Regions from separate parts of the Homo sapiens genome. Here region 2 is linked to region 1. A link is a loop called in an ENCODE intact Hi-C map of the cell type or tissue named here. Cell type or tissue: dorsolateral prefrontal cortex. All regions are shown on one strand. Links, peaks and the distances in the headings refer to the core of each region. The heading gives the core; the rest is flanking DNA. Region 1 overlaps UBE3A (ubiquitin protein ligase E3A). Region 2 overlaps LINC02250 (long intergenic non-protein coding RNA 2250).

What was found. Peaks named below come from ENCODE experiments on the same cell type or tissue, not always from the same donor. Only the 100,000 strongest peaks of a DNase experiment are listed, where the experiment ranks them.
Region 2: a loop joins it to region 1, with 4 times the contacts of the local background. A loop is called at or near these places in 4 of 110 quality-filtered maps.

What each region holds. Positions count from the first base shown.
Region 1 is chr15:25,406,179-25,423,082 of GRCh38, forward strand. It overlaps UBE3A (ubiquitin protein ligase E3A), which reads right to left. Exons shown (of 13, transcript NM_130839.5): 2 at 5,730-5,793; 3 at 2,910-3,029. The coding sequence starts at 2,929. SNHG14 (small nucleolar RNA host gene 14) reads left to right here. Exons shown (of 148, transcript NR_146177.1): 148 at 12,610-13,284. Among named protein-coding and RNA genes, the nearest start is that of UBE3A, 24 kb to the right of the region's middle. In dorsolateral prefrontal cortex, for the core only: no CTCF peak of the experiment used is centred there; no DNase peak of the experiment used is centred there.
Region 2 is chr15:25,466,850-25,483,753 of GRCh38, forward strand. All of the region lies in intron 4 of LINC02250 (long intergenic non-protein coding RNA 2250), which reads right to left. Among named protein-coding and RNA genes, the nearest start is that of UBE3A, 36 kb to the left of the region's middle. RefSeq lists an enhancer at 14,198-14,737 and a silencer at 14,733-15,027. In dorsolateral prefrontal cortex, for the core only: no CTCF peak of the experiment used is centred there; a DNase peak (open chromatin) is centred at 6,754; H3K27ac peaks cover 420 bases.

The DNA of each region.
Region 1 (16,904 bases), core at 5,202-13,201:
GGTAAGTTTAAAGACACTTAAATCAGATACAACATTCTAATGATGATTATCTTGGTTCAACAATGAAACTGTTTCCCTAAAAATACACTTACTGTATGTATTACCTGTCAAAAGTGTATCACCTGAGGTGAAGTTTTGCACTGGATAGCTGTGAATTAACTTCAGTTTTAAACAGTTGCCAGTTACTTTGTTATTTCTAAATATACTACTGCTCTCTCATGTAGAAATATTTAAAATTCTAAGTCACTAAAAAGCCTTTCATTTTCATTTCACGAGATATGAATCAGTATTTCCCTATCTATTCACTTTTATAAACAGCATCAGCAACAATGAATGAGTCAATATAATATTGATTTCTAACACTTAGAAATTCCCAAACTAGATAAAAAATGTTTTTTGAGGTCAAAAGCTAAATTTTCAAATTGGCATTACAAAGTCCTGATTTGTGAACTTCTCACTGACTTTAGGCTTCCAACTTTAAGCAACTCTAACAAGAATCTTAAAATCAGTCACACACACACACACACACACACACACGCACACACACAAACCTGTTTTCTAAATTTCTTAGCTAAAAACAAAAACAAAAACAAAAAACAACCCCTCACTTCTTTATCAGACTCTCAAAATTACCCTCACTGCAATTCATTCAGATTCCAAGGACAAGAATGGAAAAGGAAAAAAAAAAAAAAAAAAGACTCCAGCAGCTCAAATATTTATTTTAGATCTTCTTTGCAATGTATTTAAATTTTCAATTTTGCACAAAATTACATAACAACTAAAAACTGGGGCATGCTGGAGGTGGCAGTGACTTGGCTGTGACACAAATGCAAAAATTTCACTCCACCCTCTCCCCCAGGGAGCAAGCAAATCACCTATGTGACACACCTGGTCTCCACCAGCCTTGTGGGTAAGTACCCCAAGATTGCTTCCAAACTTGTATCTCCCAGACAGAAGAGCTAAAAATTGATGATAACCCCATGTACCAGCTGACTCATTTTTGAAAGTGCGACCCTCCAGCATCAGATGTCATACTGTAAGGAGGCAGAGCTGGCTTGCAAAACAAAAAATAAACCTGCTGGCACTGAGGGAAGAGAGGCAGATTAGAAGTTTTCAAACACGTAGGCAGCAAAACTTTCAAAATTAACAGGGAAAGAGAAGAGAGGGAAAAAATGAGGACATGATGATAGGAAAATAAAAATATTACTGCAAAAAGGTAAGACACAAGAAGAAAAACAAATCTAAGTCTTAGAAGTACAATATGTAACTGTTACAAAGTTTTGAGATCCTGAAATGGGATAGAGTTTAAATACATTATCAAATGATAACTACATCTATCTTCCCAATTTCTGTTCCCTAAGCAAGAGAATATGTGAACTTTGGCATCAAAATGTTTGCCACCAAACTGTAACATATTAATTACTACTTTTTACATATATTAAAGTAGGCTATTAAAAACCATTGATAAGACAAGCTAAGTAATTTAAACCAATCCAGTATAGAAGAAGAAGGATTGAAAGATTATTACCTTAAAATAAATCTGTCCTGGGTCTATTAAACATAGCAAAGTTGTTCTACTCAAATTGGAAATTGTTTTTTAATCAAGAGAAAAATGAATATATGCAGAACTAGCAGACATTTTTCTTGCAGTAATTTATAATAGTTTCTGTCTGAATGAATTTCTACTCATCCTAATAACAGTATATTTCTAGAATATTATAAATAAGTTACCAAAGTCCCGAGGTTAGAATTCAAACTCTCAAAACTATGACATATGCCAGGTGTGGTAGTTCATGTCTGTAATCTCAGCACTTTGGGAGGTCAAGACATAAGGACCACTTGAGCTCAGGAGTTCAAGGTCAACCTGGGCAACATGATGAAACCTCGTCTCTTAGCCGGGTGTGGTGGTGGGTGCCTTTAGTCCCAGCAACTTGGGAGGCTGAGGTGGGAGGGTCACTTGAGCCCAGAAGGTCAAAGTTGCAGTGAACTGTGATCGTGCCACTGCACTCCAGCCTGGGCGATGGAGTGAGACCTTGTCTTGGAAACAAACATAAACTATGAAATATATACCACCTAGCAACAGTTCCCAAGCTTGACTTTGGCTCCTAAAGAGTCTACTTATTCTTTTACTGCCAAGTTGCTGGAAGTAAGAATCCTGTATGTGCTTGTAAATGCAGAACATATAACCTAATTCAAAACATATAACCAAAGGGAAATTTTTGTATTAAACTATTGACTTAGGTTATCCTAAAGTGTGTCAGAATAACAAGTCAGAAATTTTAAAACTGAAACAATAACCAAATAACATTGGATAATAAAATGTAAATCTCAGAATGAGAATCAATTTTAGGTCTTGATTTGAATCGCAGAAAATATGATCACAAAACACCCACTAATCTGAATACTGCAGCATGAGCTAGCAAATTCAAATGGTGGCTCACTTCCAATAACACTGGTGCAGCTTCTCCATCCTGCAAGCCACTCCTTTTACCTCCACTGTAACTCTCTAGGAGAGAAAAGTATACTAGTTTTATTAATGTTATAAAAACTTCTAGAGAAATGTTTAGTTAAAACGTTCACCACATAAAAGGCATACTTTAAAATGCATATTAAGAAATTTTTAATGTTTTCTATAATGTTTATAGTAAAATGTTTAAAACCTTGAAGTTTTTTTGAGAAATACTTTCCTGTTTATACATACAGATAGGTCTTTGATAGTGGCTACTGATATTTTTAATGAGAAAAAAAGACACTAAAATATTTTAAGGAGATTAAATGAAGTAGGTCAACTCTCAGGCCCACTATTCTTAGCAGTATTCCTGCCAACTATACATTGTCTTCATTTTTACAGTATGTATTTCACTTTACAATGACAGCCTTTTAAAGGCTGTAAAATAATTCAAAATTACCTTTTACAAGCTGTGGCCATTCGGTGACATCAGGGTGATCACAGCTTTGAGTCACTGATTAAAAACAGGTTGTCACACCAGTCTAGCTGCTACCTTGATCTGAGCGTAGGCTTAATAACTCTAATAAATTAAACAAACCTTTGGTTAGAACACTTTAATATATAAACCCAATTCATTGTTCAAAAAATAATATTCAAAGCTTCAAATTAGGTGTCAATGTAAAATTCATCAGAAGAGTAATTATTATAGAAAAGTTTTTAAGGACTATTTTCCAGCATTTTGTTTTTCTTAAATGATCTCTTCATTTGAGAAAATGTAATAATTCCTTGTACTTTTATGTAATGTTATAGTTTCTGAAGCATTTTGGTCAATAGTACCTTGAGTCTTATAACAACTTTGGCTTTACCTAATCAAGACAGATAATATACTAAGAATTAAAAAAAAAAAAAATTAAGCAGCCTCCGAGTGATTAACTGACTTGCCCAAGATTTTGGAACTAGTGTTGAAGGACTGACTAAAACCCAGATATACTGACTTCCTATCAAGGGATGGATTTTTTTGTTTGTTTTGGCTTAGTTTTGCTATACTGGGTTTCAAGATTTAAGTATATGTAAATGAGTAAAGATTCAGAACACAGATTGAGATCTTTCAAATACGGACAAATTCAGTCAAAAGATTCCTAAGCTGATAGAGCAATCAGTCACCAAGGAGGGCAACTGCTTAATGGAATAGTTATATACATACACATAAACACACACACATAAACACAAAGTCTAGTCCCACTAATTCTGTATGTACGTAAAGTCATTTAACATCAGTCACCGCATGTTCTCACTCACAGGTGGGAACTGAACAATGAGAACACATGGACACAGGAAGGGGAACATCACACTCTGGGGACTGTTGTGGGGTGGGGGGAAGGGGAGGGATAGCATTAGGAAATATACCTAATGCTAAATGACGAGTTAATGGGTGCAGCACACCAGCATGGCACATGTATACATATGTAACTAACCTGCACATTGTGCACATGTACCCTAAAACTTAAAGTATAATAATAATAAAAAACATCAGTCAAAACCCCTTAAGTACTGCATAAAAATATATTCTACTCTTTCTTGGCCATAAATCTACTAAGATTTAATTTCATGAAAAAGTATGGCAAAAGATGAAAGCATATCCTCCTCCCTCAACCAAATATCTTTTTAACCCCTTACATGGCCTTAGCTGAACTTTTCTGATTGTCACAGTTCAAATTTAGCAGGCCTCTTTACTGACACTGTAGTTCTGGCAAAGATACCATACATCTGAAATATCCCAGTATCAAAAGATCATTTTGTGCAACTAGTTCTTTCCCCTCACGATTCCCCTATCCAGGCCAAATCTGAGGCATCAACTACGGAAAGATGAGGAAATTAGGAGGAAGAAACCTTTCATAATTAACATCCTCAAAGCAACAATAGTCAAGCGTAAAAGGTGGTTACCAGTGTGGATTCAGAACCCAATATAAAACAGCAAGGTATCTGCGAATACCAACGGTTAAAACATGAATGTTTGAGCCCATACCTATGCAGCTATGAACGCAGGGCTTCAAAATCCAGATTAGGTGAGGATTGGCCTGAATATATAAAAATAATTGCAGGGGATTCCAATAAATGGGATTTATAGTATCTGTAAGAAATAACGCAATCTCCCAGATACTCCTATCCTAACTATACATTGCCTAATAAGAACTTAGACATTGCTGAGGTCATATGGGAAACACCACCTTCCCTAAAATAAACAATGTGGTCATGATACAGCTTCCCCTTGGGTTCTCAAGAGACTAATGGTATGTGGAATTAGAAGATTCAAACAAGTCTAACTTTCCATCTTGTAAACACAAAAATAATAAAGTTAAAATATCTTTTAATTGACTAATTGACCTCAATGTAATTAAAGAGCTATATGTATTTTGAAAACTAGAGTCAAGTCCTCTCTTCCAGTCCCCTCTTTTATGAGATCCGGTGCTCAAAAGGCTCCAAGGCCAGGCTGGACTTATGTCTCTGTTTGGTCATTCACTAGCTGAGAAATCTTGGGCAAGTTACTTAACCTCTCCGAGTCTCAGTTTCCTTATAGGTAGAACTAGGATAATAGTACCTATTCCATAGAGCTGTCATGGATAAACAAGCTAACATCTAAGTATCTCAGAACAGTGCCTGACATAATGTGCTCACAAATGGCTGGGCGTGGTGGCTAACGCCTGTAATCCCAGCACTTTGGGAGGCCAAGGCGGGTGGATCACTTGAGGCCAGGAGTTCGAGACTAGCCTGGCCAACACGGTGAAACCCCGTCTCTACTAAAAATACAAAACTTAGCCAGGTGTGGTGGCACACGCCTGTAATCCCAGCTACCTGGGAGGCCAAGGCATGAGAATCACTTGAACCTGGGAGATGGACGTTGCAGTGAGTCAAGAAGGTGCCACTGCACTCCAGCCTGGGCAACAGAGCAAGACTCTGTCTCAAAAACAACAGCAGCAGCAGCAGCAGCAACAACAACAACAAATGAAAGCTATTATTAATACTCATAGCCCAAAATCCAAACCTGCCCTCTCAATCTTTTTATGCATATTATTTTACCTCTCATAGCACACTAATCTCTTGTAAATTTTTTCAGCACCCTACCTGGGTCCCTCATACAGTCTTGGAAGTGTAGTTAGTGAGCACCTGACACAATGCTTTAAAAATGGCAGGGGCCCAAATTTGCTGAACACATCTGTCATTATTATGACATTAAGATACACATGCAATACGAATTCCAAAAAATAAAACAAAAACATACCATATTTCGCCAAACTTCTGAGGAGCTGGTGAATTCTAAAATCAGGCTCTTACAGATTTTTAACCTAAAATATAAAACACCTCACTCAATTCTTTTTACATAAACAACTGGATGAACTTTCAAAAAAAAAGGTACTAAATTTCATCATAAAGGCAAATTTATTTTCTATAATTATGAACATCCAAAAACGTATCAAGAAACAAATTACTGCTGTTGCCGGGATGAGGAAAGCATAGGTAGGCAGGCCCTGTGGCCTGAGTGCTTTCAGCAGGCAAAGCCATATTTCCCATATTCATCCATAAAGCTTAGTGCCTTCTATTTATTTACTCTATCCTCCCTCCAAAAGGGCTAAACACATATGAAAACTATTTGACTATATCCCTCTAATCCTTTCAAATACCTATAGCAATTTTGTTTTTAATTAAATTCTATATGCTAAGCATCGGCTATGTTAGGTACAAATCTGGGCATCTACCACTTTCTAGAGTAGCAGCCTTGGGCCGACCCTCTGACCCTTGAGTCTCCAATGTCAGGTTATTGTAGCAGAGAAAATGCGTTAAAAAGTTATAGTATAATGCCTACCTGGCACAAAACAGGACTTCAATATACGACGATAATTATAATTTATTAAATCAACCACTTAATATATATCAAAACTTAACTCTTAAAAAAAAATCCTGAAGCTTAAAGCAAGCCCCTAAATTATCACTGTAAATTCTTAACTTGTTTGTATACAATCAGAACATTCCTCAATGGAACAAAAATAAAGTCCTTTCATGTACTGCATTACATATAAAGAAAGCAAATCTCAAAGGTTAAGAAACCTATCCAGTGTCCTAGAGGTTGATGGTAGAAAGTGAATACACTGCATATAAAACATTTTGAAATAAAATTAACCAACTTTTAAGGTTTTAGAGACTGACTTTCAAACTTCAGTCTATAATAGAATTACCTGGGGAAATCTAAAAATGCAACTACTTGGGCTCTACTCGCAAAGATTTTCATTCAGTGCATGAAGTAGGGGTAAATGAATTTTTTTTTTAATTTTTTTCAGACCAACCCAAGAACGCAGAAATGAATTTGCATTTTAACATATACTTCACATGACACACAGATCTCATTTTAAGAAGCCCTGCCTTCCAAATTATGAGTTAGGAACACATAATCATGGAGGAAATATACCAAATCTATAAAAATACAGAATAACAAAAACTGTAAGCACTACAAATATTAGGCACACTCACTTGCCAATTTAACCATAAGAATCCTAATACCAGACATAGTTCTCTTACTTTATCTCTTCAACAGAGGGCTCAGTCTAATAATCTTATAAATAAGTATAGTCTAATAATAAATGCCTATGTTGATCTATATCTACCTCCCTAAAATTTTCATTTTATTCATTTCTATTTTTCCTTCACCTCCTTCTAAAGCTGTTTCAAAACTTAATTTCACAAACTGTTTTTTTCTATCACTTTTTATTATAACACCCAACACTTCTGTTCTCCTTTGCATCATGTTTATGGTGTCTTATATTTATGGATAATGCTACTTATTAAAACTGTCTAAGTTTTGTCCGTTTACACATTTCACAATTAAAGGACTACTACAACAATTTTCCTAAGTCCTCCTGCTTTAGTTTCTCCTTATTCCAGTCCATTCTGCAGTTAAGACTTAAAAAGTTTTAAATACTGCTTTCAAATAATACTTGCAACATAATTCCCTCAACTCCATTAGCTCCTCAGAGTACCATTTCTTTATCTTCTTTCCTTTTACTGCCAAAAAGACGTGAAAACCACTAGCTCAGCTGCTATTTTTCTATCTACTGAAATTTTTCTTGTAAAGTTTCCATCATTTCTGTATATTCCCAGTGCTTTGGCCCCTTAATCCTACTTAATTTTTGTAGCTTTTAAGACTGCTAATGACTCCTCACCTCCTCTGGCTTCCCTAATGTTGTATCCACTCATTTTCTTCCATCTCTCTAAAGGCAATAAGGTCTTCTGCTAGTTCATCTTCCTACCTCATACATGGCCTCTCTCCAAGTTTCTGTCAATAGCCACTTTTCTTAACCTAAACCAATTTTCTGCGCAATGTCATCCATTCCCATAGCACCTCTATGCTTACAAACCCCTAACTCTGTATCTTTAAGTCCTTATGTCTGGCATGGTATGCCTGCAACTACATATTACCAACGGTACACATCCATTTGGATGTCTCATTAACATCTACATTCAACGTATCTAATATCAAACTCAATTATTTTCCCAAAGAACTCACTCTGCCTAATCTCACTGTCCTGGTTAAGGACTAAAAAAATTGGTGCCATTCATTACTTTCTCCCCCTCATTTTTATTTGCCCTAACCACTGTGTAGGTTGATACTTGTTCAGCCTTCAAATTCTTCATAATCATTAATTCAAAAACTGTCTACTAGATTTTGAGTGCCTACTAGGTGGATGAAGATGCAGAGGTAGAAAAACTAGACATAATTTCTTGCCCTCATGTGGTGAAGGAAATGGGCACAAATAAAAACCACAATTAATTATGCAATAACAATGCACAGTTAAGTGTTGTGATGGAGAGATACAGGGGGTGTTAAGTTGTGTACTGTAATAAAAAGTCCTTAGTCTGAAGAAAAGGAAAACCATTCTTTATGAGGGACAAGCAAGATTTACAAGACACACTAAGAAAAACCCTGTGAGGTAATGATGGTAGCACTATCAGTCCAGCTGCTCAAATTGGAAGATTCTCAGTCATATTCTAAAGAGTCTCTCTCTTTCCCAGTATATCAAATTGTTTACCAATTGCTACCAATTCATCCTTAGAAATTCCCCTACATTTCTACATTCTCACATTATTCCCCAGTCTTTTTTGATTGCTTTTAGTTGCTTCCAGAATAAAGCCAAAGCTCCCAATCACGTCAGATGAGATTCTACACAATTTGGTCAAAACCTGCCAGTGCAGCCTCTTCTTACAGACTAGACCAGACTTCAAGAGAACATGTGTATCATTTGCTTTTATACTTCCAGTGCTTGCAAATGTTTATAGAATAAGCATCTTACAAAAGAGAAAATTTTTCTCTTAGGGAACTAGCTTTCAGTCCTTTAGTAAATGCAAGGTTAAGATTCAAACCCTAATTTGTCTGATTCTAAAGACCACGCTTATTCCCTTGTACTTGCCTTCTAATTTATACTCAAACCCTATGAATTTCCTTAAAAATATCTCTTACTCCTTTTTTCCTCAAACTTACCAACACTGTCCTACTACAGTGCCCCATTATTTCATCTGGTTTCCCTTTTGCCTTTATCCTCAACTTTGCCACTAGAATTATCTTCCTAAAAACTCAAAGTTACACATATCATTCTATATTCAAAAGCTTTAACACTTTCTCATGCCAACAGAATAAATTTCTAACTCCTTCACATTTTATTTGAGGCCCCTGCCATGTGGCCCTGACCCCAGCCATCCCAGCACTACTGCCCACTATATGACATCATCACCAGTTACCAGATCTAGTCCCATCATTTGACTATTGGCTATAATGTACTGGATATTTGTGTTTCTGACTTCAATGCTTTTGCTTCTGAGGAGACTTCACTCGGAAATGGTCCTCTATCCATTACTAACCTCTATCCCCCACCCACCTATCATGCCATGTTAAAAACTGGCCTCATTCTAAACACTGTATCTCACAGGGTTATCTAAACTCTTATACATAATCACCATCTCCTTCATGTCTTATTATACATTCTTAATACCATAAAATAATTTATTAATTTCTCCTTATATTTATTATGTTATACCTTACATTACAGCTATCTGTATACATTTGTCAGTGCCTCTAGTTGTAAGCTGATTGATGGTAGGGATCATCTCTTCCATATTTTACTTTTCGTAATAATGGTGACTATGTTTTCTTGACACCATACCTCCCCTCTACAAGAAAAAAAAAAAAAAAAAAAAGGAATCAGGACCCATGGCCTTTGAGCTAGTTCCAAATGTGACTCATAGATGAACAAAGATACCATTTCTTCCCAAATTAACACAAATATAAGTAAATGCCAATTTAAGAAACGTTTTTTCAAAGACTAAATATGTAAGAATAACCAAAACAATTGTTTCTAATAATGTTCCTTTCTCTACCAGATATTAAAACATATTAACTTAAATGGAATAATTAAAATCGGCATGCCTTTAAAAAACTGAGTATACACTAAATATATGCATACCTTATGACTTAAAAATTTCACTCTTAAGTATACCAAACAGAAGTAAACATATTCACAAGAAGACAATCACTGAAATGTTTAGAGCAGCAGCAATATTCTTAACAGTTCCAAACCAAAAATGATTAAATGTCCGTAACAGCAGATTAAACTATGGCATATTCTTAAAATGGAATATCACTTCCATTCTTAAAATGGAATATACAGCGACTATCATAAACAATTACTACAACCAACAATGTGAATAAATCTCACAAATACATTAAAAGAAGTCAGACACAACTAAATGTGCTTGATTCTAGTTAAAGGATGAAAACAGGCAAATCTAATCTATGCTATGAGAAGTCAGGACAGTGGTTACACATGGAAGAAAAGGGGTAGTGACACAGAGCACAAGGGGCTACGCAGGAGCTGCTGCTGTTTTTTGATCTGAATGCTAGCTAAACGGGTGCTCAGTGTGTGAAAGTGCAACAAGCTATACACTTAGAAGTGTATAGCTTAAAACATTCTAAAAAAAAAAAAAAAAACCTCATATGGTATTAGCATTAGACAAAGAGGTAAGCACAACAAGCACAACAGAAAGCTAATTTCAGAGAAAGATCCGAAAGTATCTGACAGTTGCTCCTTCTCAAACGAGAATTTTCAGACCTTGGATAACAGGCAGCAGAGGACTATAATGCATGAAAGGACAAAAACAAAGGAGGTGAGCCATCCACTGCTTGGATGTCTGCCTGGAGGTAATTTCCAACCTGCAGTCAATGGAGGGGAAATCCAGTGAGAAGACAGCAGTTTTACTGAGTTCAGAATCAAGAGATCAGAGCTGAGAAAGCTGAAGTGGGTAAAATTGATGACAAGTGCCAGACAAGTGCTTGTCTGAGAAGGCAGAGAAATGGCTTCAGAAATCTGCCATTTGAGAGTCCACTGCTGAGTACTAACTGTACACGATTAAGGTAAGTGACTCCATGAAGCTAGTGAAAGAGGGGCAGTAAGCTGAAATATTCCCAGTACTTATAAAGGACTGGGAGACTCCTAAAATTCTCTCTAACCTGAGTGAAGAGAACACGGTGACACTGGGAGCATTTAGTAAAGACTCAGAAGGATCATGCCTTAGGTAGGAGCTACTACCATTAAAGCAAAGCCTTCTCTAGACAAACTCCAATGTAGCCCTGAAGGGATAAAACTGACCAGCAAGTTATTTAGGTGGCTACAAAACAAAACACTCTAAAAGAAAACAAAATCTAGACACCCAACAACAAAATATTACAATGTCCAGCATCCAATCTTAAAAAATCATTAAATATGTAAAAAACAAAAAATAAAATAAAATAAATACTAGGAAAATACAACCCATGACCAAGAGAAAAAACCAACCAACAAATTCAGAGTGAAAAAATTCAAGAAATCAATAAGTAACCTGATTTTCAAACAGCTATTACAAATATGCTCAAGAATTCAAAAAAATACATGAATAAAATGAATCAAATGGAATTTCTTGAAATATAAAGCGAAATATCTGAAATTATTTAACAAGGGAGGAGAAAAAACAGTAAAATAGAAGACAAAGCAAACTGAAGCACAGGGAAATAAAAAGACTGAAAAATAATGAATATGATGTTAATGACCTGTGGATAATACCAAACAGTCTAACATATGTGTAACTGGAGTCCCAGAAAAAGAGGAAATGATGAAAGAGGAGTAAAGGTGGTAAAAAATATATATATAGAAGAAACAATGGCAACAATCTTCCAAATTTAAGGAAAACCATAAATGTACAGATTCAAAAAGAAAAAAAAAACAAAACCCCAACAACTCTCAGCATGGTAATCATTGTGCAAATATCATAGAACGTACTTACACAAATCTAGATTAGATGGTATAGCTTACTACAGAACTAGGATACATGGTATAGCCCGGGTGCTCCTAGGTTATAAAGCTGTACAGCATGTTACTATACTGAATGAATACTGTAAGCAACTGTAACAAAGTGTAAGTATTTATACATCTAAACCTAGAAAAGGTACAGTGAAAATATGGTGGTATAATCTTAAATGACTATTGTCAACTATGATCTCGTTGACTGAAATGTCAGCATGCGGCACATGACTGTATAACCAGACTTCTCATCAAAAACAAATGCTGAAAGAAAAACACATCAACTAACCAAGAAAAAAGAAACATATATGTCCACACAGAGACTTCTTTTTTTACACAAATGTTCATTGTACCTTTTTATAATAGCTGGGAACTGAAAACAGCCTGGAACTGAAAACAGCCCAGGTGTCCCTTAACAGATGAAGTCACAAACCACCGAAACATTCAACAATATGGATGAATCTCAAAAACATTATGTTGAGCAAAAAGAAACTTTTTACAACATATAAGTATTGTATGACTCTACTTACATAAAGTTCTGCGCAAGCTAAACTAAGATGAAAACAATCTGAACAATGTTAGGTTCTAGGGGTGGTGTGGGGGGAAGGAATAACTAGGAAGAGGTGTAGGTTCTATACCCTGATAGAACTTTCTGGCAAAGGTGTATACATTTGTCACAGCTCATGAAATGGTATATGTGGTCAACTGTATTTTCCAAAGATGGTCACAATAGAAGCCATTCCACATGCTCTTAACAATGTAACACTGTCATTTTTTCATCAGGTGGTGGAGTCTATGGCCCTTCTCCTTGAATCTGAGTGAAATTAGTGAGTCTTTCAATCCAAAGACTACAGTCATACCTCAACTATCTACAGAGGACTGGTTCCAGGACTCCCATGGATCCCAAAATCCAAGGATGCTTCGAATCCCTTATATAAAATGGCATGGTATTTGCATATAACCTACATGCATCTTCAAATATGTTAAACCATCTCTAGATTACTTATAATACCAAATACAATGTAATGCTATGTAAACAGTTGTTACAATGTATTGTCAAAGACAAGCTCTCCTTGCCAATCCCTGACCAAATGAGAGATTCATGAGCAAAATAAATAGTTGCTGATATTTAAGGCACTAAGTTTGGGGCAATGTATTACACAGCAATAAATAACTGGAACAGCATAGTAAATTCTAGTTAAAAATACTAAACTACTAAGTTTTAGTTAACATACATGCTCAAGTTAAGGGTGTGGTATACTAACAACTGCAACTTACTTTGAAAAGCATAAAAAAAGACACTAGAAGAAGACAGGATGGATAGATGGACAAGATAGAAGACAATAACAAATAGAACAAAATGTTGTGAAATTATATTCTACAATTATTTTAAAGTCTGTGTGGTTTGAAAAATTGTACGATAAAATGAAGAGTGAAATAAAGACATTTCCATACAAACAAAAGCTGAAAGATTTTGTAGCCAGTAGACCTATACTTTAGAAATGTTTAAGAAATTTTTTCAAGTAAAAGGAAAATAACACCAGCAACAAACTTGGATCTACAAAAAGGAATCTCCACAAAGAAAAATAAATAAAAATGGTAAATATGAAGGTAAATATAAAGGAATGTTATTCTTAGTTTTTAAGTTTCTTCGTAAGACAACTGGCCTTTGAAAGAAATAGTTTCAAACGCTGCTGTGGAATCTATAACACATATAGAAGTAAAATGTTAAGATCATAATACCAAAAAGAATGAGGGAGAGTAAATGGATGTATACTATTCCAAAATTCTTACATTATACATTAAGAGGAATAATATTTTTGAAGGTAGATTGAGGTAAGTTAAAGGTGCATATTGTAAATCCTAGAAGTATCACTGGGGGGAAAAAAAACAGAGGGACAAGCTAATAATGGAGACAATACAAAATTCCAAAAATGCTCCATTAACCGAAAAGAAGGCAGAAAAGGAAGAAAAGATTAGACAAATAGAAAACAAATAGTGTCTTAAACACAATTATATTGCCAACTGCAATAAATGTAAATGGACTTAATCAAAAAGCAACGATCGTAAAAAGTCAATCTGAAAGCAAGATGCAACTATATGCTATCTAAAAGAAAGACATTAAATGACCAATAAGCTGAAAATAAAAACACAGCAAAATGATATAATGTGCAAAAATTAATCATAAGAAAGGAATGGATACACTAATATCAAAGTAGACTTTAGATAAGGAACATTACCAGCGATAAACAGAGACATTTCATAATGATAAAGACATCAATTAATCAAGGAGATCTAACAGTCCTAAATGTGAACACACCTAAGGACACAACTTTAAAGACTTTGCTTCAAAGCATATGAAGAAAAAATGAACAGAGCAGAAGGAAGATAAACTCAAAATTATAGTTGAAGATTTCAACATTCCTCTCTCGGTAATTAGTAAGTGGACAGAAAATCAGTAAGGATACAGAAGAAATACATTTATCTATCTGACAAAGAACATATGTTCTGAAAAGAATGTGAAAATATTTGAACAGACACACAAAAGAAAACTTCTCAACAGCAGTCATGAAGAAAATGTAAATTAAGACCATAATGACTTTTTACACCCATTAGAATGGCAATTATTTTAAATAAAAAACAGAAATTACCAAGTGTTAGAAAAGATGCAGAGAAATTGGAACCCTTATTCACTGCTGGTGGGAATGTAAAATGGTGCAGTCACTGTGGAAAACAGTATGGCAGTCTCTAAAAAAATTAAACATACAATTACCACATGACCCAGCAATTCCACTCCTAAGTACATAACCAAAAGAATTAAAAGAAGGGACTCAAACAGATACTTATATACCAATGTTCATAGCAGCATCATTCACATAGTTAAAAGTTACAAAGAGTCCAAATGTCCACTGACAAATAAATAAATAAAACAAAAAGTGATATATGCACACAATGAAATATTACTCAACCTTAAAGAATCAAATTTGGATACATGCTACAACATGAATGAACTTTGATGACTGATACGGTTTGAATATTTGTCCTGCCCAAATCTCATGTTAAAATATAATCCCCAATGTTGGGGGTGGGGCCTGGTGGGAGGTAACTGGGTCATGGGAGCAATCCCTCATAGCTTGGTGCTCTCCTTGGGATACAGAGTGAGTTCGCAGATGTGGTCGTTTAAAAAGGGTGTGCCACTTCCCCACCCTCTCTCTTGCTCCTGCTCTCGCCATATGACACGCCTGCTCCCCCTTTGCCTTCCACCATGAGTAAACTCACCATGAGGGCTCCCCAGAAGCTGAGCAGATGGTGGCGCCATGCTTGTACAGCCTGCAGCACCAGGGGCCAAATAAACTTCTTTTCTTTTTAAATTACCCAGTCTCAGATATTCATTTAAGGCAACGCAAGAATGGCCTAACGCAAGGACATTATTATTATTAAATGAAATGTGCCAGACACAAAAGGACAAAAATCGTATGATTCCACTTATATGAAGTACCTGGAAGAGTCAAATTCACATATGAAGTAGAACAGTGATTACCAGCAGATAGGGAGAGTAGGCAATGAAGAGTTACTGTTTAATGGATAGGGTTTCAGACTGAGAAGATGAAAAAGTTTCAGAGATGGATAGTGGTGATGGCTGCAGAATAATGTGAATGTACTTTATGTCACTGAACTGTACACTTAAAAATAGTTAAAATGGTATATTTGATGTTGTGTATTTTAGTACCACTTAAAAAAAAACACTGCAATGGGATACCACTACACACCTCTCAGAACGTGTGCAATTAAAGACTGAGAACATCAAATGCTGACATTTGGAGAACTGGAACTCTCATACACTGATGATGGGAATGTAAAGTAGTATAATCATCTGGAAAATAGTTTGGCAGTTCCTTATACATTTAAACATAAACTTACCATGTGACCCAGTAATTCCAATTTAAGGTATTTACCCTAGAAAAATGAAAACATATGTTCACACAAAAACATGCACACAAAACAGTACCTTTATTCGCAACAGCCTAAAACTGAAAACAATTTAAATGTTCACCAGAAAATGAATGAACTGTGGTATAGTCATATTGTATTTAAAAAAACGAAACAAACAAAAATCTGTGACAAACACAAATTGGATGAATCTCAAAAACATGCCAAGTGAAAGAAACCAGGCATGGAAGAGTACATGTTACTTGATTCCATGGATATGCAATTCTAGAGTAGGAAAACTAATAAACAGATCAGTGGTTGCCTGGGGCCAAGAGGGAGAAATGACTACAGACAGGAAGGAACTTTTTGGAGGTAATTCAATTGTTCTAAAGCTTGATTGTAGTAGCAGTGATAGTGTATATATTTATCAAAATCAATAAAACTATATAGTTAAAATGGGTGCATTTCATTGTGTATCAATTATACATCAATAAACTTGATTTTTTTCAAAGTTTGTGAGAACTTAATATAGAAAAAGGTGGCATTATCAGTGGGGAAAGGATGCCTTACAAGACAATCAGCTACCCAAGTGGAAGAAAATAAAAGGTAGATATAATTCCCAAACCATGACAAATGCAATCCAGATCTAAACCATATCATACCATATCCAAAAATATGCTGAATGCTCATATCTAACTTTCTAAATTAAAGTCTATAAAGTAAAATCACAAAAGTATCAGAAGAAAATACAAGAGATTGGCCAGGTATAGTAGCTCATGCCTGTAATCCCAGCACTTTGGGAGGCTGAGGTGGGAGGATAGCTTGAGGCCAGAAGTTTGAGACCAGTCTGGGCAACACACTGAGATACGTTCTCTACCAAAAAAAAAAAAAAAAACCAACCAACCAAAAAAAAACCAACTAGCTATAGTGGCACATGTCTATAATCTTAGCTACTTGGGAAGCTGAGGCAGGAGGATCACTTGAGCCCAGGAGTTTGAGGTTGCAGGGAGCTATGGTTGCTCCAGCCCGGGTGACAGAGTGAGATCCTATCTCTAAAAAGTTTTTGTAATATATATATGAGATCATATTTATATCAACTTTGTTAGCATGCTGAAACCCAGAAACCATAAAAGATGGACAGATTTGCC
Region 2 (16,904 bases), core at 2,977-10,976, 58 kb after region 1:
GGGACGGTAAGGAGTAAATAGTTCTGCAGGAGTATTTGGGGAGTTTTCACAAGAAAGGGATATTTAATTTAGATCTTGAAGGATGATCCAGAAATTCTGCTGTATGCAAAGCATGTGCAAGATCCAGAATCACACAGTGCTGGGTGTATCTGGGGAGTGCTTGGGTTCTGCGGGTCAGAGATGCAGGATGTGTGAGGGCAAAGTGTGGGCATGAGGCTGGAGCATAGGCTGGGGCCAACAGAAAAAGGCCTTAAAAATAAAGAAGTTAGACTTTGGAGTGCCCGGATGGAGTTTTGAGAAAGTTTTTAGCACAGTGGTTATGGCAGTGGTGTGGCATGTGGAGCGGACTCTGCTGGCCCAAGTTCTTCTTTTGGTGCAGATGCAGGCTCAGCTCAGGAAGGCTGACCTGAGGCAAACTTCCCTTAGCTGGTTATTCATCTGTTATCCTGGACCACATTCTCTCCCAGAGGATGATACTTTTTCATGGTGGAGGATGGTATTGGCCTTTTTTTTCCCCTTGGTGCCTTACACAGTGACTCATGTCAAGTACGTGCATAACAAATACTGCCTTTTAGAATAAATAAGCGAAGTGTTAAATAAGTCTGTACAGACTACAGGTGCCACAGTTTTGAGGAGAAGGCCCTCTTTGGGAGCTTGAGTACAGATTGTAGGAAGGTAGGCACTTGGGAGAAGATCTGACTTGTCATTGAAGTGTAGTTGCAATTGGGATATGGATGAAGAAAGGACAACTCATCCTAGGTAAAGGGGGTAGCCCCTGCAAGTGCCAGAACAGGGCATGGTCAGGATTTAGAGGACAGAGAAGCTCAAGGAGCTGGGCAGGTGATGCAAGGGTGCTGTCCACACGCTGAGGACAGAGACTTATGGCTCAGGGAGCCGCCAGGGAGCACGACTTGGCCCTGCCTTGCTGGTTGCCTCAAATGACAGCTCTCCAAACACTTGAAGGGCTAGAAGTGGGACTAGCATGGGAAAAACATGAAACCAAAATGCTAGGGGAAGGCTGGAGAAGGATACAGCTATCCAAATTGAAGTGAAAAGCAGAGCCTTAGTATTGAAAGCAGGGAAGAGCTCAGCAGAGGACAGGGCAGGAATGAAAGATGAGACTTAGATGAGCAGCAAGGCTGACTTAAGGAGAAACTGCTGAGTGGTCACTGAGGACTCTTTTTCTCAGAGGCACAGTTCCCAGAGCTGAATGGAGAGTTTCATACACGTATGAGCTATGCAGTCCACATCAGATACTAAGTACAAAGTGAAATGATGGCTGATCAGTGGTGAGGTGGCTGGGCTGATGGAACAGAGGTGCATCCTGCAAAGCAGGAAAGATATAAGGTTCAGTCATTGGATCAGATTGGGGTGGGCTTGGTCTAAGCAGAGGAATATACAGTTAAACAGTGGAATTAAGAAGCCCTGACTTGGCCGGGGGCGGTGGCTCACGCCTGTAATCCCAGCACTTTGAGAGGCCGACGCAAGCGTATCACCTGAGGTCAAGAGATAGAGACCATCCTGGCCAACACAGTGAAACCCTGTCTCTAATAAAAATACAAAAATTAGCTGGGCGTGGTGGCGCGTGCCTGTAGTCCCAGCTGTTCGGGAGGCTGAGGCGGGAGAATTGCTTGAACCCAGAAGGGGGAGGTTGCAGTGAGCAGAGATCGCGCCACTGCTTTCCAGCCTGCCGACAGAGTGAGACTCTGTCTGGAGAAAGAAAAAAAAAAGAAGCCCTGACTTTTGATAAAGCAGGGGTATGAGGAAAGCAGAAGCACTCATTGCAGGTTCAAAGGAGAGCCTGGAGTCAGCCATTTGGGGAATGTTACTGGAGCAAAGCGAAGTGGTTCTGAATCAGGTAAGGAGCTATGCAGTTGGAGAGAAGAAATGCAGAGAGCATTTTGACAGAACTGCCAGTATGGGTGACTGACGGGACAGCTGGACAAAAAGGAGAGAGTCAGAGATCATGTCAAAAGTTTTGAGAGCATGAGGCCGCCATCTTGGCGGGCCCTGGCCGGCCAGCACACAGATCACGTCCTCAGGCTCTGTGTTTCCTCCGGCTCTGTGTTTGCGCAGCCTCGTGGAAATGGTAGCCAGTGAGCTTGTGTGATTATGAACTGTGAATTATTATTTTCGGACTGCCTGAGGGAGGTGGGAGCATCTGTGATAAGATCGTGAGCTCAGGCAGGAGAGGAGTGCTGTGCAGGTGGCCCCTGGCATGTGTGTGGACATGTTTCCCGATGGAGAATTGGGAGGAAGAAAATGATTAGAGTGTTAGTGCCAGAAGGCAAGTATAATATGGTCTAAATGTTGTATCCAATCCTAAATACCCCAATAGGAAGAAAAAAGAAATCAAGCATGTCATTTTTATAATGTAAAATTTGAGGGTAGTGCCAATGGAAAAGGCCTTGAAAACACCCATAAAGCTCAAAGGATTGTCCAAATTATTTTTTTTGTGCTCAAATTCTATTGTATCAAATATTACTTGAGAAAGTTTAGATTGACAGCTAAGTCTCAGGGATGTTTTGTATTATGTGGAGTTTCACTTGAATTGGATTTGACCATTGTGTATAATCAAATCTGAATCCCCAGCATATATTTTAGGGAATAGTAAGTGAGGTCATTGCATTTGGCATGTTACTGAAAGCAGTGCCCAGGGAATAAATCCTGACATCAACCAGCTAGCTAAGAACATGACACATTTCCTTGATCTTCTGCCAAGGAACACTGCCAACAACTGACACAGAGAGCAGGAGAGAATGCGGGGTGTCTAATGTCCCTTCCACCCTTACAAATAATCCCCAAATAATTCCATTAGACCCAATGTGGAGAAGACAGGACCAGCCTACAGGAAGGGTGTGTCTGTGGGCACATTCTCTGAGCTGTTACTTCTGGCCTGGCCATGGTGTCTTTTATTGGTGGATTATACTTTTTCCTGTTGGAGAAGAAACAACAGCAAACAGGGCCACTGAAGAATATTTTTTTTTGGATATGGAGTCTTGCTCTGTCACCCAGGCTGGAGTACAGTGGTGCGATCTCGGCTCACTGCAAGCTCCACCTCCTGGGTTCACGCCATTCTCCCACCTCAGCCTCCCGAGTAGCTGGGACTACAGGTGCCCACCACCATGCCTGGCTAATTTGTTTGTATTTTTAGTAGAGATGGGGTTTCACCGTGTTAGCCAGGATGGTCTCGATCTCCTGACCTCGTGATCCATGCGCTTCGGCCTCCCAAAGTGCTAGGGATTACAGGTGTGAGCCACTGCACCCAGCCAAAGAATTTTAAAATAAGAGGTGAAGAGGTTAGAGATGTATTAAGAACACCATACTAAAATCTGTAATGGAGCTGCAAGAAACAGAAAACCATTCTTCAGTTTTCTGTTGATTGAATGATATAGTGTCCCATGACTTGCAAAGGTCAGGGTCAGCACAGAGTATATGTTGTTGTCTAAATCAACGACTATGTCAAATAATGCTTGGAACTGATAGATCCAGAGAAGAGAACCAGCCTAGGCCATAAGGTTGCTCTGGAATGCATCATTGCCTCAAGAGGGACATTCTAGTAACAGGCTTGGCAGAGTCAGTCCTGCCTGAGAACCTCACCATAAAAAGTCACACCTGTCAATGTCAGCCTCTGTAGAACAGAGCCATTGGGGTTCTCTTTCACTAGAATCCATTTGAAAGTCATCCTGGTCTTTGTCCTTGAGTCAGCAGAAGTGTCTATTAGAGCATGTTTGAAGAAGGTATTGATTTAATTAAATAATCTTTTTTCAGAATCTCAAAGAGAACAGTTAGCTAAGTTTAATGTCTACCTGAGTACACAAAAACTTCACCAACATACACCTTCTTATATTTCTGAAAAGAACTGTGCAGGATGTGACTTGAACAGGTGATAGTGGGCAGAACGGGAAGTCGGAAAGGCGTGCTTCCAGAAAATAAAAAAGGCTTCGGAACAAACTTCTTTGTCTTCAGTGAGGACTATTGGGAAAATTTGAGGTTAGAAAGGGTAGATTTATGTGGGGATGTGCTTGGATTGCCATGTGGTGATGGTTAGTTATGCTATTTTTTATATGCTTGTTTCTAGAAAAATAGATTTTTGAACCCTAAGTGCAAAAAATGCCATAAGACTTAAGGCAATCATCCAACTTAGGGATGAACTCTGCATATGTCACAAATAATTATAGTTTATAGATTATAGTCATTTTATTTAAAATAAAAATAAACATTTTAAATGGTTACATTGGACATTTTTATTAAAATTTTGTTTTCAGATTATAAAAGTAATACATGCCACAATTCTTCAAGATCTATTCCACCTATATAGAGAAAATACTGTGTGTGCCTATTCACATATTCAACAAGTTTTGGTCCTTTTCTATGTACTAGACACTCTTTTAGGTGCTGGGAATACAAAATTTAAAAGAACTATTCTCATCTTTCAGAAACAGGCAGTCTACAGAAAAATGTGCTCAAATACAATAAAAATCCTGCATGCTGTGAAAGTAGCCTGTGCACAGGGAGAGCAAAGAGGAGACAGAAGTTAGGGGAGCAAGAGAGTGTAGGGAGGCTTCCTGGGGCAGCGAGAATTGGAGGCCAGTTCCAAAGCAGGAGTGGTTGTTGGGGGTGGGATCGGGGGAAGTGGGTGGGCAGGGAGACTCCAGGCAGATGGAACAGCATATGAAAAGGCGTGGAGATATGAGAGGGTATTGGCTGGAGGTGGGCTACTACCAAGTGATGAAACTGGAGAAGTTAATCAGGAAGGCAGCTTGTGAAGGATCTGTGTGCTCGAGAGTGAATCTGATTTCAAATGTGAACAAGACTTTCAGATGTATGACTTAGCCCATTTAGACATCCTCTGAGGTAGAGAGCATAGGTTTATTCTAAGATTGGCTCCTCATTCCATTGGCTAACCTTGGTATTTATCAAAGCCTGTGAGCCTAGGTAGCCTCTGTTATACAAACCGTACCCATCCTCATTTGAGGTAGTATCATTGTCATCAAAAGAAACTTTAGGACAGAAAACAAGCCAGATAAGCACAATGAGCCCTGGCTGAGCATCCAAGGAACCCACACCTGGCCGGCCTGGAGAGAAGCAGGTGATGATCTTGAGAGGTCTCATTTATATGGTGGGAGAAGGCTACTCAGAGGGTTAAAAAAAATGAGATGATAACTAACTAGTGCTGGGACAGAGATTTTCATGGATATTCCCCAAATACTAAGGTTTAACTACTCTTTAAACTGTCTCATAGATCTAAAGGTCAATTTATTGGCTAAATAATAGTAGCTGATATGGTTTGGCTGTGTCCCCACACAAATCTCATCTTGAATTGTAGCTCCCATAATTCCCATGTGTTGTGGGAGGGACCTGGTGGGAGATAATTTAATCATGGGAGTGGTTTCCCCCATACTGTTCTCATGGTAGTGAATAAGTCTCATGAAAGCTAATGGTTTCATGAGGGGAAACCCCTTTTACTTGGTTCTCATTTTTCTCTCTTGCCTGCTGCCATGTAAGATGTGCCTTTCACCTTCTGCCATGATTGTGAGGCCTCCCTAGCCAGGTGGAACTGTGAGTCCATTAAACCTCTTTTTCTTTATAAATTATCCAGTCTCAGGTATGTCTCTATCAGCAGTGTGAAAACAGGCTAATACAATAGCTAATATCTATTGAGCATGTTCTCTGTGCCAGGGGCTTGCTGAGTTTTCATGAGATACAATACGAGAGCAACCACTTTCCCAATCCTAGCTCTCCAATAAAGATGGCATAAGCTGCTCAATGCAAGTATGGGCACATTTTACCCTCTTAATGGGAGAAAAATTTTTAAAGTGATGAAGACCAGCACGAAAATGCTCAAGGTGAAATGGCCAGAAACATAGTGTGAGTCTAGTTTTGTCCATATATGAAAGAAACGCAAAAGCATAAATTGTATTCATCTCTGGGAAGTGGAAGCCAAGTAATGTGTAGTTCCTTCTTTAGACTTTCTTCTAGAATGAACAGAAACTATTTTTATAATAAAATAATGTTGTTGTTTTTTTATAAAAGGATGATTTTATCTGGCTGAATTGGAGCCCAGAAGTTGTGAAGGAAAATAATCCTCATGTTTCTCTAACATGCCCCCATGCCATTGAACCCTGAGTGTGTGTTTGCATCTGTTGCTATGCAGAAGAGTTTTTATTCTGTCACTGGGGTTAGTTTTTGTTGAGTCAGGGGGGCAGAGACTGGATTTGAGTTTCCACAGTTAGAAGGAGACGGGAAATGAACAGAGCTACTTTTTATGGAAGACTTGGTAGAGAAGAGAGGTCAGAAGTTGACAAAACTATCAAAGAAAGACTAGATGACTCTAGAGCAGAATTGTATGGGGGTCATGAGACTGAAGGTGGCATTAAGTAGGAGCAGCCCACTGTCCTCACCTCTGACAGCACCGAGCACCCAGGAGGATCCTAAGACTGCAGGCTGGGCATGGCTGGTGTTGTCACATAATGGGCAGGGGTGGGGTGAGAGGAGTGGGGCTTCTTTTGGGTAGGTAGGTATGTGATAGGTTTGTCTGGATGGTGGAAGCTGAAGCTGAAGACCTGGGTAAGGGATGGCTTGATTTCAAACCAAGAAGGGTGGCCTCATTTTGTGATCACAGGCTGATGGAGGCTCAGTGTGAGGTTATGTTGCTAGGAAACGGAAAGAAGATGCATTTATAAGCAAGTAAGAACTTCTGCAACCATTGGAATGCAGCCCAAAGCTTGGCACAGTTTTTGGTTGGTTTTATGGTTCTGATAAGCACCAGAGTATACAAAGCAGCTGGAGACTGCTAGGGTCCCTATGAAGGAAGGTGGCAGATGTGCTGACTGACATACACCTACCGGCCCCCATGGGACTTTTATGGCCATGAGCGTTAGGGAGCCACACCTCCCTGTGAAAGACACGACCACAGTCATCTGCTGTAGCTCCTGCAAAAAGTGAAGTGAAAATTGATTGACTTAAACATTGGATCTTATGAATAAAAACTTCCAAATGTGACTGGTGAAACCCAACTTAAATCTGGACCCACCAAAAGTTAACGTGATACCCACAGATTTGATGAGCGCTCTGAGGGGTCCTGCGTTCTTCTCATATGGCCACGGACTTATGAGGTTTCTCTTCCACTTCCTTCAGGACAGATGCTAATGTCAATTTCAAAATCAGCATAAGGACCCCTTTCTGACAAAGTTCACTTTTACTGAGAGAGTGCTATTTTCAGACAGACTTGAAGAGTGTAAATTTGCCATTACACTATTTCTGGAATGAGGAAAGGAATAAAGTGGGTACATTTTTAAAAACCTATCTATCCCATTTCAGTGTTTATTGTTATGATATGTAGAAGAAATATAGCTGCTGTTTAAAAAGTGATTTACCATTTAATCAATGAAAGTAGCTTCTCGTGGGCCTAACACCACCCTGTCACTTCCTCAGAGGCTGTCGCCCCCATACTGGGGTATGAGGACAGCCTTGGTGCTGTAACAGGACTGTTCTGGGGCCTCTGGAAGGATCTGCAGTGTTCCCCCAGAGTGTTCTCTTGGATTGCTCCAGGGATACAGAGTGCTGTTGACAGAGGACTGTGTGATAGGTAGCACCCGATGCCCCCTTAGACTGTTGTAATGCACAGCTGGTCATTTAAGAGCCCTGAGAAGTCCTTGGATCATGGAGTATTTGCAAGTCTAACGGGAGGCACTTGGTGAATGTTTCATAGGTGTGCTTGAAAAAAAAAGAGAGTATTCTGCCATTACTGATTGGAATGTACTTAGGCATCTATTAGGTTCTAATAGGTCCTGTGTTGTTTGGTTCTTTTATGTCTTTGATGATTTTCTGTCTAGTAGTTTTATTCTCAATTTTGGTATAAACTTTTGATGATCCTTCCTCCTTACAGCTGCTCTGAATATTCTACTGAACTTGATTTCACTATACACAAATTTTGCATAAGTCTAGAGCAGTATATTAGAATTATCTGTGAGCTTTAAGAGATGCATATGCCTGAACCATATTCCAGACCAATTTAAGTCAGATTCCCTAGGGGTGGGTCCTAAGAATCTGCCCTTTAAAATCTCCCTAGGTGGCTCTATTGTGCATTCAGGATTGAGGACCACTGGATAGAGGCTATACAACGTGATCCAATTCACGTGTTCCAGGTAACAGACCTGGGTGAAGCCACGAGACCACATCCACTGTGTCTAGAGCAGCATTGTCCAGTAGAGCTGTCTGAGAGGGTGGAAGCTGTGTCTGTGTTGTCTAATGTGGCAGCACTCACCACACACTGCTGTTGGGCACTTAAAATGTGGGGAGTGAGACTGAGGAACTGAATTTTTAATTTGATCTTTATTTTAAGTAATTTAAATTTAAATAGCTGCATGTGGCTAGTGACTACTGTAGGCAGCTCTAGATCCATGTAATTTTTGTCTTATTTTACCAAAAAAAGAAATACATTTTCACCCGAACTTCCAATGATAAATGATTTTAAGTGGAAGTACTCAGTTAAAAATGTGTTCTTTTATATCAAATAGTACATGTATCAGCAAAACACGTGAATTGATATTGTTTCTTCTCTGTGGAGAAGTGAGACTTTAGAAAACAATTCAATGTGCCTCTATGATTACAAAATTGCACCTTGGAAAATATTTGTAAATGATTGTGCTGAGGAATAACACTTGTCCTGAGAAATAAACTTACATTTTCTTTCAAATACATGCCTGTTATCTGTGGCTTTTAAAACTTATTGGGGGCTGGGCACGGTGGCTCATGCCTGTAATCCCAGCACTTTGGGAGGCCAAAACAGGTGGATCACCTGAGGTTAGGAGTTCAAGACCAGCCTGACCAACATGGTGAAACCCTGTCTCTACTAAAAATACAAAAATTAGCTGGGCGTGGTGGCACATGCCTGTAATCCCAGCTACTCAGAAGGCTGAGGCAGGAGAATTGCTTGAACCCAGAAGGCGGAGGTTGCAGTGAGCCTAAAAACTGTCTCACTCCCACCTGGGCAACAAGAGTGAAACCCCATCTCAAAAAACAAACAAACAAAAAAAAAAAAACAACTTACTCTGAATTCCCCAATTACATTGTTCATCTCTCCATTTCATAAGGCTTGTAGTTTCCAGGAGCACAATTGTAACGGTAAAAAAATGTTCAAACCCAACTGTGTTGGACTCAGAATGCTTGCAATCACTCTGTCACCTGTAATCAAGGTGCTGTGATAAGATGCATTTGTATTGGCTGTTCAGTGTTTCCTACATGACTGACATAAGTTTGTATGGTGAGCCAGGCCATGAACTCTTGGCACTAGGGAGTAATTCCTTAAACACTGGCAAAATTCGTTGCAAGATAAATCCTAAGTGCATGTATTTTACACCATAAATTTGAGGTAGCAGGAAAACAAGCTACTCTTCATTTTGAAGTATTTATTCATTCTCTGATCTTTTTTTTTTTTTCTTGAGGTGGAGTTTCGCTCTTGTCCCCCAGGCTGGAGTGCAATGGCATGATCTTGGTTCACTGCAGCCTCCACCTCCTGGATTCATGCGATTCTCCTACCTCAGCCTTCCGAGTAGCTGGGATTACAGGTGCCCACCAGCAGGCCCAGCTAATTTTTGCATTTTTAGTAGAGACAGGGTTTCACCATGTTGGCTGGGCTAGTCTGGAACTCCTGATCTCAGGTGATCCACCCGCCTCGGCCTCCCAAAATGCTGGGATTATAGGCGTGAGTCACTGTGCCCGGCCTTCTCTGACTATTTTTAAATGCTAATTTTTAGTGTTGGGAAGAAAAACTAGGAAAAGGAGTGCTTTATCATAAGCTCATCAAGAAAAAGGGTTATGATAAAATTATTTTGGTTTTGGTTCTTTATAAAATGTTTCTGAAAAATTGAAATAATAAATACAATGTATCACGACAGCACGAAAGTCAGATGTTAATTTTTCCATATTTTGTTATTCAACAGAAAATCATTAATGATATGCAAAAACTAGGAGGAAGTGTTTAAAAAATAATGGGAAACTATTAATTCTCACTTTCCATAGCTCCTTTCAGCTTCTGAAACTAAGAACATTAATTTTCACTCAAGCCTGTCCAAGTCCTAAGAAAATCGTAACCAATCCTAAGCCCATATCAATAGGCTCTTCACCAGTTGGTTAAATCTGAATCAGTCTGTAGCCAAGAGTCTGTTGTGTGTATCCCAAGCAGGGCCCAGACAGAGGAAGAGAGAAATCCTGAGTCCATGCACCTGCCAAGTTTCAGTTTTCTTCTGTTCCAGTCTTTCTGGCATCCATTTCAGGTGCCGCTGACCTAGGGGGAAGGGCTACTGTAACCCACTTGAGAGGATGGTCAGCCATCACTCAAATTAACACACTTAGAAGGGCCCAGGAGAATCAGGTTTGTCTGGCGTTCAGCATAACTGTTAGAAAGTGCTAAGAAGCAGAGGGGTGTTTTTTGGTGTTCCTGCAGGCCTGGGAGAGTGGGCTCTTTGCCCTCTGGGGTGAGCTTTTCTCTGCTCTCACCTACACTGACAGATCTGCCATTTCTTGTACTACATCTGCCCTCATTGTCTTCCAGTCTCAAAGGATTGAGTGTCCTTCCCCTGTTGGAAGCTGGCCTACTCAGACTACCATGGTGGCACCAAGCTTTTACACTAAGGACGTTGTGAAAAATGAGAATTTCTGGGCCTTTCCCCCTTTGTGTTCTGATGCTGGGTGTTGCCCAGGGATTTTTGTCTTTAGCCCCCCCAGGAGAACTTCCCATAGGATTTGGTGGGCCTTCCTTGAGAAATACTCCCTGCTCCATGGAGAGTAACCATCCTCTCCATATTCATTTATTTTTATTGAGTCATTCCCTACTCTGTAAGTATGCTCACTTCCCCACTGAAAACAGAATCCTCTCTCAACACCTCTTCTCTGCATTCCTTTATAGTTGACTTCTCCCGAAGAAACAAACCCCATGCTTGTTGCCTGTTTCCCCACCTTTCTCCTCAGTTCTCTGCAGTCCAGTGTTTGTCCCCAGTACTCCACATTTACTCTTATTATCCTCCAAACAAACAAAACTCACCAGTCAGCTCCAATCCAGACCCTCCAACAAAGCCTGCAGAGCCCCGTTCCTGCCCCCTGGTCACGTGCAGCCCTGTCCTGTTCCTTGCTGTCTGCTGCCTTAGGGTCCCGGCTTCCGTATAGCTTCCTGATGTGCAGAGCCCTTTTCTGCCTCAGGCCTTTGCACTGCAGCTGTCTGGAGCTTATGCCCCCCACCGCAGGCTTCCTCCTCACAAGGGACTATGTCATGTTCTTGGTGTGACAGCATCCATATCAGAAAGAGGCCTTGCCTGTGAATGTGATTTAAAGCAGCTATCATTCTCTCTCTTATAGCTCCTGTTATTTTCCTTCAGAGTGCATTTCCTAATTTATATATGTTTTAACAAATTTATTGATACTTCCCCTCACTAGATTCTGAGTTTTGAAAGGCTAGTGGCCTTACTCGTGTAGTTCATCACTGTACCAAACCCAGTTCCTGAAACATGGTAGATGCTTTACTTGGAGACATAGTGAACCAATGATGCTGTTTTGATGGAGGCCAACTAATGACTCCCTAATTTCCACCTTCTCCACCTGAATGCAGAGCTGCCTGGGTGAGAGACCATGGCAAGCGATGACTCTGCAGAAAATCTGTGACTTAATATTTGCCCTGAGTGTTCTCAGTTCTCTGACAAACAAAGCCAGACACCCGGCACTTCACATCACTGTGGCTGATCCCACTGGTAGAAAGGCCTTGGGGAATGTTGTGTTTTAATGATTTCACTGAAAATAAAACTAAAAGCCTAGTTTCTTCCTTTGTACAGAAAAATGGTACTGCTGATGTTAACCTTGTGATTACAGGATAATTTCAATAAATTGCTAGAGACTTTTTGTTTTTTTTTTTGTCTTTGCAGAGTGAATGAAATACAGAGAGAACTACATCCTCCACTTCCTGTGTAGCATTGAGGTATTCAGATCCCCCTTAGGAAAGAAGGTTTCAGGAGCTTTGCCTCTCAGCATCCCTGTACACACAGCCTGGTTCCTGAGCACAGTGCCTGTCGTGTTCCCATCTAAGCCTCATTTCCTTTCCTTCTTTAGGGACATGAATCTGCTAGCAATAAAAATATCTAACTGGGTAATAATGTATGCAGGGTACACTGTTAGTGTTCCTAACTGCTGTTAAATGGTGATGGGCGTTAACTGGCATTTTGAATACAGCCCTTACAAAGCCTTTTTTTTTTTTTTTTTCCCCACTAAAGCTGGTGCCTGCGCAGGTGTCTAAAAAACATGCACAACCCCACAATGGAAACTGCAACAAGTTCCTAGTCCCTTCAAGAAGCTTTCTCAGCACATGAGACACTCTGAATGAGAGTCTGGACATTTGGTTGTTTTATTATTTAAGAATGTCTTAGAATGTAATAGAAATGAAATATAAATAAGAAATATAATTATGGCAAAGAAAGAAAGTAAATGACCACTATTGCTAAATGGCAAGGCTAGAAAACCCATGAGAGTCCCTTGTCCAGCATTAGTTTAGTAGAGATGGATACAAAATAAATAAGAAAAATCACTATAATACAGTTGGTTTCCTATGTGCTTCCTGGGATGTGCTTTACACACATCAAGCCCCTGTGATGCTGAGCAGAAACAGGGGCTTCAGGTTCACACAGGTCAGCTCTTGAGTACGTCTTTGCTACTCCTTGCAATTTCCATTATCACTGCCAACTTATCTGGGTCCTTCATACAGTTCATGTGAATTATTGGTAGTGAATAGCTCTTAGTGCTAGGACTTAGTAGCTGGTCAAATGAGGAGGGGAAGGACAAAGAGGCTGTTCATAAATGTACTGAGCATCTACTAATCTGTATCAGGCCTTGTCCCAGATGCCAGGGTGGGACTGATGAAGACCTAGGGTAGACTCTGAGGACACACAGGGAAGGGTGTGCTGAAGCTCTCGGGTTTGATAATGGGCATGTAAACGGGATTCACAGAGAAGAGCAGGTTTGGGTGAAAGATGGTGAGTTCAGACATGGGCACTAAGGACTTGGATTTCCACATGATGATGACTGGCAACACCCCCAAATAAAAGACCAGAGCAGAAGCAGGGGCCAGAGTCTGAGATGGGGACTCAGGAGCCAGGCCCAAAGTGGTCCCTGAAGTCCTGTGAGTGGATGAGTTTGCTAAGAACATTCAAACAGAAAAGGAGAAATTAGTGAGATTAGAAGCTTCCAGAGATCTCATGAATTAGTCTGCAGGAAGAAATAAAATCATAGAGGAAATAGAGCTGAAATCATCAGTAAAGTTTGCAAGCCAGGCAAGTGCCCAAGAAACAAGGCCAGAGAGAGTTCCTCGAAGCAGATGGGCACAGTGACAAGTGCGGTAAAAGGAAAGGCAGCTAAGCCAGAAAATGGCTTTGACTGACCTGGTGCTGAGAGATGCTGGGGTGAGTTGCTCAGTAGAGCAATGGAGGTGAAAATTGTCCACCAAGGGCTAGGGAGTCAGGGGGTGGGGAGGCAGAGGCCATACAGGATCTGTATGGGGAATGGGGGATAGGGTGGTAGATGGAAAGGGAAATGTGGGAGAAAGGGAGAGGCTGATAATGCTGGGCGACAGCGGATGACCCACCAAGTGCAGGTTGGACTGCAAAGGAAAGTGGCAAGAGAGGAGAAAGGGGAAGATAAGAAGGCATGAGATAAGATGGAAAGAAGAGAAAGTGGAGAGAGCTTTCCTTGGCTGTTCTTGACTATTTTACAAAACTGAGAGGATGGTAATTTGATAAAAATGGAGGGGGCAGAAATGTCCCTGTGGGCTTGAAGGGACCATCCCGTTAGACAATACACAGGAAAGTCAAGAAAAGATGAACAAAGTTGAGCACTGTGCAGTCACTCTGAGGGCCAAATTACAGTTAGCATGAATTTTGGGAATCCAAATAACACAGCTTTGTGACTTTCTTCAGAAATCCTTGGGCAAGAAAATGCAGAAAAGAATTGGGTTGGAAAGCAACAATTCTAAGGCCCCCAGAGGGTCTAGTGGTTTACAGTGCTGACCATGGGGTCCAGCCTGGGCAGAGGGGAAATTGATGGCCGAAAGGGGAGGAAAAGCCAGATCAGGGAAGATCTTAGGGACAGCAGACTCTGAACTGAGGTGAATACCTCTCTTCCCTTAGAGGGAGATGCACCACTTCAAGGGTCTGTGAGGCTCCTCTCCATATCTGCTTGCTGGCGGGTGAGCAGGAGTGGTTGCCCAGGTAGTCCCAGAGAAGCCCATACTCCTGACGGTGGTTTCCCTTACCCAGGCTCAGGTCTCCCTTGTCTTAAACCAATGTCTACCCCAGAGAAGAGGCTGCTGCCCTAATTATAGAGTACAGATTGACTAAACCATACCCTTAATGTCTGTCAATACTGATAAACTACCAAATGTATACAGGTGATTAATAACAGTACTCCCCTCATGATGACATGATCTTGCACCAGTGTTTTATATATATATACACACACACACCGAGTCACTGGCCTAACCTGTTTAGTCTCCTGGAGAATTTAAGTGGCAGCAGGGGAGAGCTGTGCCTTTTGTGTGTCCTGAAAGGCACATACAACCCCTGCAGCCTGCGGGTTAAGATGGAAGATTATAATTAATCACAAAGATGTGGCTGAACGCGCAGTGTTCTTCCTTCTGCTGCTTCCTGCTGCCAGGGAAAGAGCCAGTGGCCTCTAAACGACCCGTGAGAGCAGCTCTGTTGCCGTGTGCAGCATTGGCTTCAGATCCTTCTTCCTCAGTCCTGCCTCCCTGCAGTTTTGGCTTTCCTTTTTCTGTGCTTTTTCTCTTGACTTGCCAAATTTGGGCTTAGTCAGGGCTGTGGTGTTAACGCTCCTAATGAGCCAGCTCACGCCGACTCAGAGCCTGAGCAGCGGTAATCAGAGCTGAAGACAAAAGCAGGGGCGGAGGCACGCGTCCAGGTGTGCTTTCTGCAGTGCCTCTCTTTGTCCAAACATTTTACAGACTCCAGAGGGGAGAGGGCAGGGACAATGTGAGAAGCAATGAACTCCCCAAGGAAATTACTGTTTCAATAAAGAAGGAAGATTGCAAGCTGCACTCTGTACGTGTAGATGAGTGTGTGCTCATGTTTTAAAACTCTGAACATGCAAATTATTATTATTTTTTATTATACTTTAAGTTCTGGGATACATGTGCAGAACCTGCAGGTTTGTTACATAGGTATACACGTGCCATGGTGGTTTGCTGCACCCATCAACCCGTCATCTACATTAGGTATTTCTCCTAATGTTATCCCTCCCCTAGCCCCCCACCCCCGCGACAGGCCCTCGTGTGTGATGTTCCCCTCCCTGTGTCCATGTGTTCTCATTGTTCAACTCCCACTTACGAGTGAGAACATGCAGTGTTTGGTTTTCTGTTCCTGTGTTAGTTTGCTGAGAATGATGGCTTCCAGCTTCAGCCTTCCTTACACCTTATACAAAAATTAACTCAAAATGGATTAAAGACTTAAATGTGGCCAGGCTGGGTGGCTCACACCCGTAATCCCAGCAATTTGGGAGGCCGAGGTGAGTGGATCACCTGAGGTTGGGAGTTTGAGACCAGCCTGACCAACATGGAGAAACCCTGTCTCTACAAAATATACAAAACTAGCCGGGCATGGTGGCACATGCCTGTAATCCCAGCTACTCGAGAGGCTGAGGCAGGAGAATTGCTTGAATCTGGGAGGCAGAGGTTGCAGTGAGCCGAGATTGCACCATTGCACTCTAGTCTGGGCAACAAGAGTGAAACTCTGTCTCAAAAAAAAAAAAAAAAAAAAAAAAAGACTTAACATAAGGCCTAAAACCATGAAAACCCTAGAAGAAAACCTAGGCAATACCATTCAGCACATAGGCATTGGCCTAAAACATCAAAAGCAATGGCAACAAAAGCCAAAATTGACAAATGGGATCTAATTAAACTAAAGAGCTTCTGCACAGCAAAAGAAACTATCACGAGTGAACAGGCAGCCTACAGAATGGGAGAAAAGTTTTGCAATCTATCCATCTGACAAAGGGCTAATATCCAGAATCTACAAGGAACTTAAACAAATTTACAAGAAAAAATCAACCCCATCAAAAAGTGAGTGAAGAATATGAACAGACACTTCTCAAAAGAAGACATTTATGTGGCCAACAAACATATGAAAAAAAGCTCATCACCACTGGTCATTAGAGAAATGCAAATCAAAACCACAATGAGACACCATTTCACACCAGTTAGAATGGCGATCATTAAAAAGTCAGGAAGCAAATTATTTTTAATTGAAATTTGTATCGATCTAATTCCAGATTCATATGCAATTATAAGAAATAATACAGGCAGGGCACAATAGCTCATGCCTGTAATCCCAGCATTTTGGGAGGCCAAGGCAAAAGGATCCCTTGAGCCCAGGAGTTCAAGACCATCCTGGGCAACACAGCAAGACCCTGTCTCCATAAAAAGTAAAAAAATAAAAAATAAATTAGCCGAATTAGTGGCACGTGCCCATAATCCCAGCTACTCAGGAGGCTGAGGCAGGAGGATCACTTGAGCCCAGGAGACTGAGGCTGCAGTGAGCTGTGATCATGCAACTGCACTCCATCGTGGGTAAGAGTGAGACCCTGTCTCAAAACAAAATAAAATAAAGAAGAAGTAATATATAGAGATCCCATATTCACTTTCCCAGTTTTCTGTAATGGTAATATTTTGCAAATTTATAGTGTAATATCACAACCAAGATATTGACATTGATACAATCCCCCATCGATCTCAGATTTCCCCAGTTTTGTTTATACTCATTTGTGCATGTGTGTATGTCCGTGCATATGGTGTTTAGTTCTACACAATTTTATCACGTGTAGGGTTGTGTTTCCACCACCACAATCAAAAT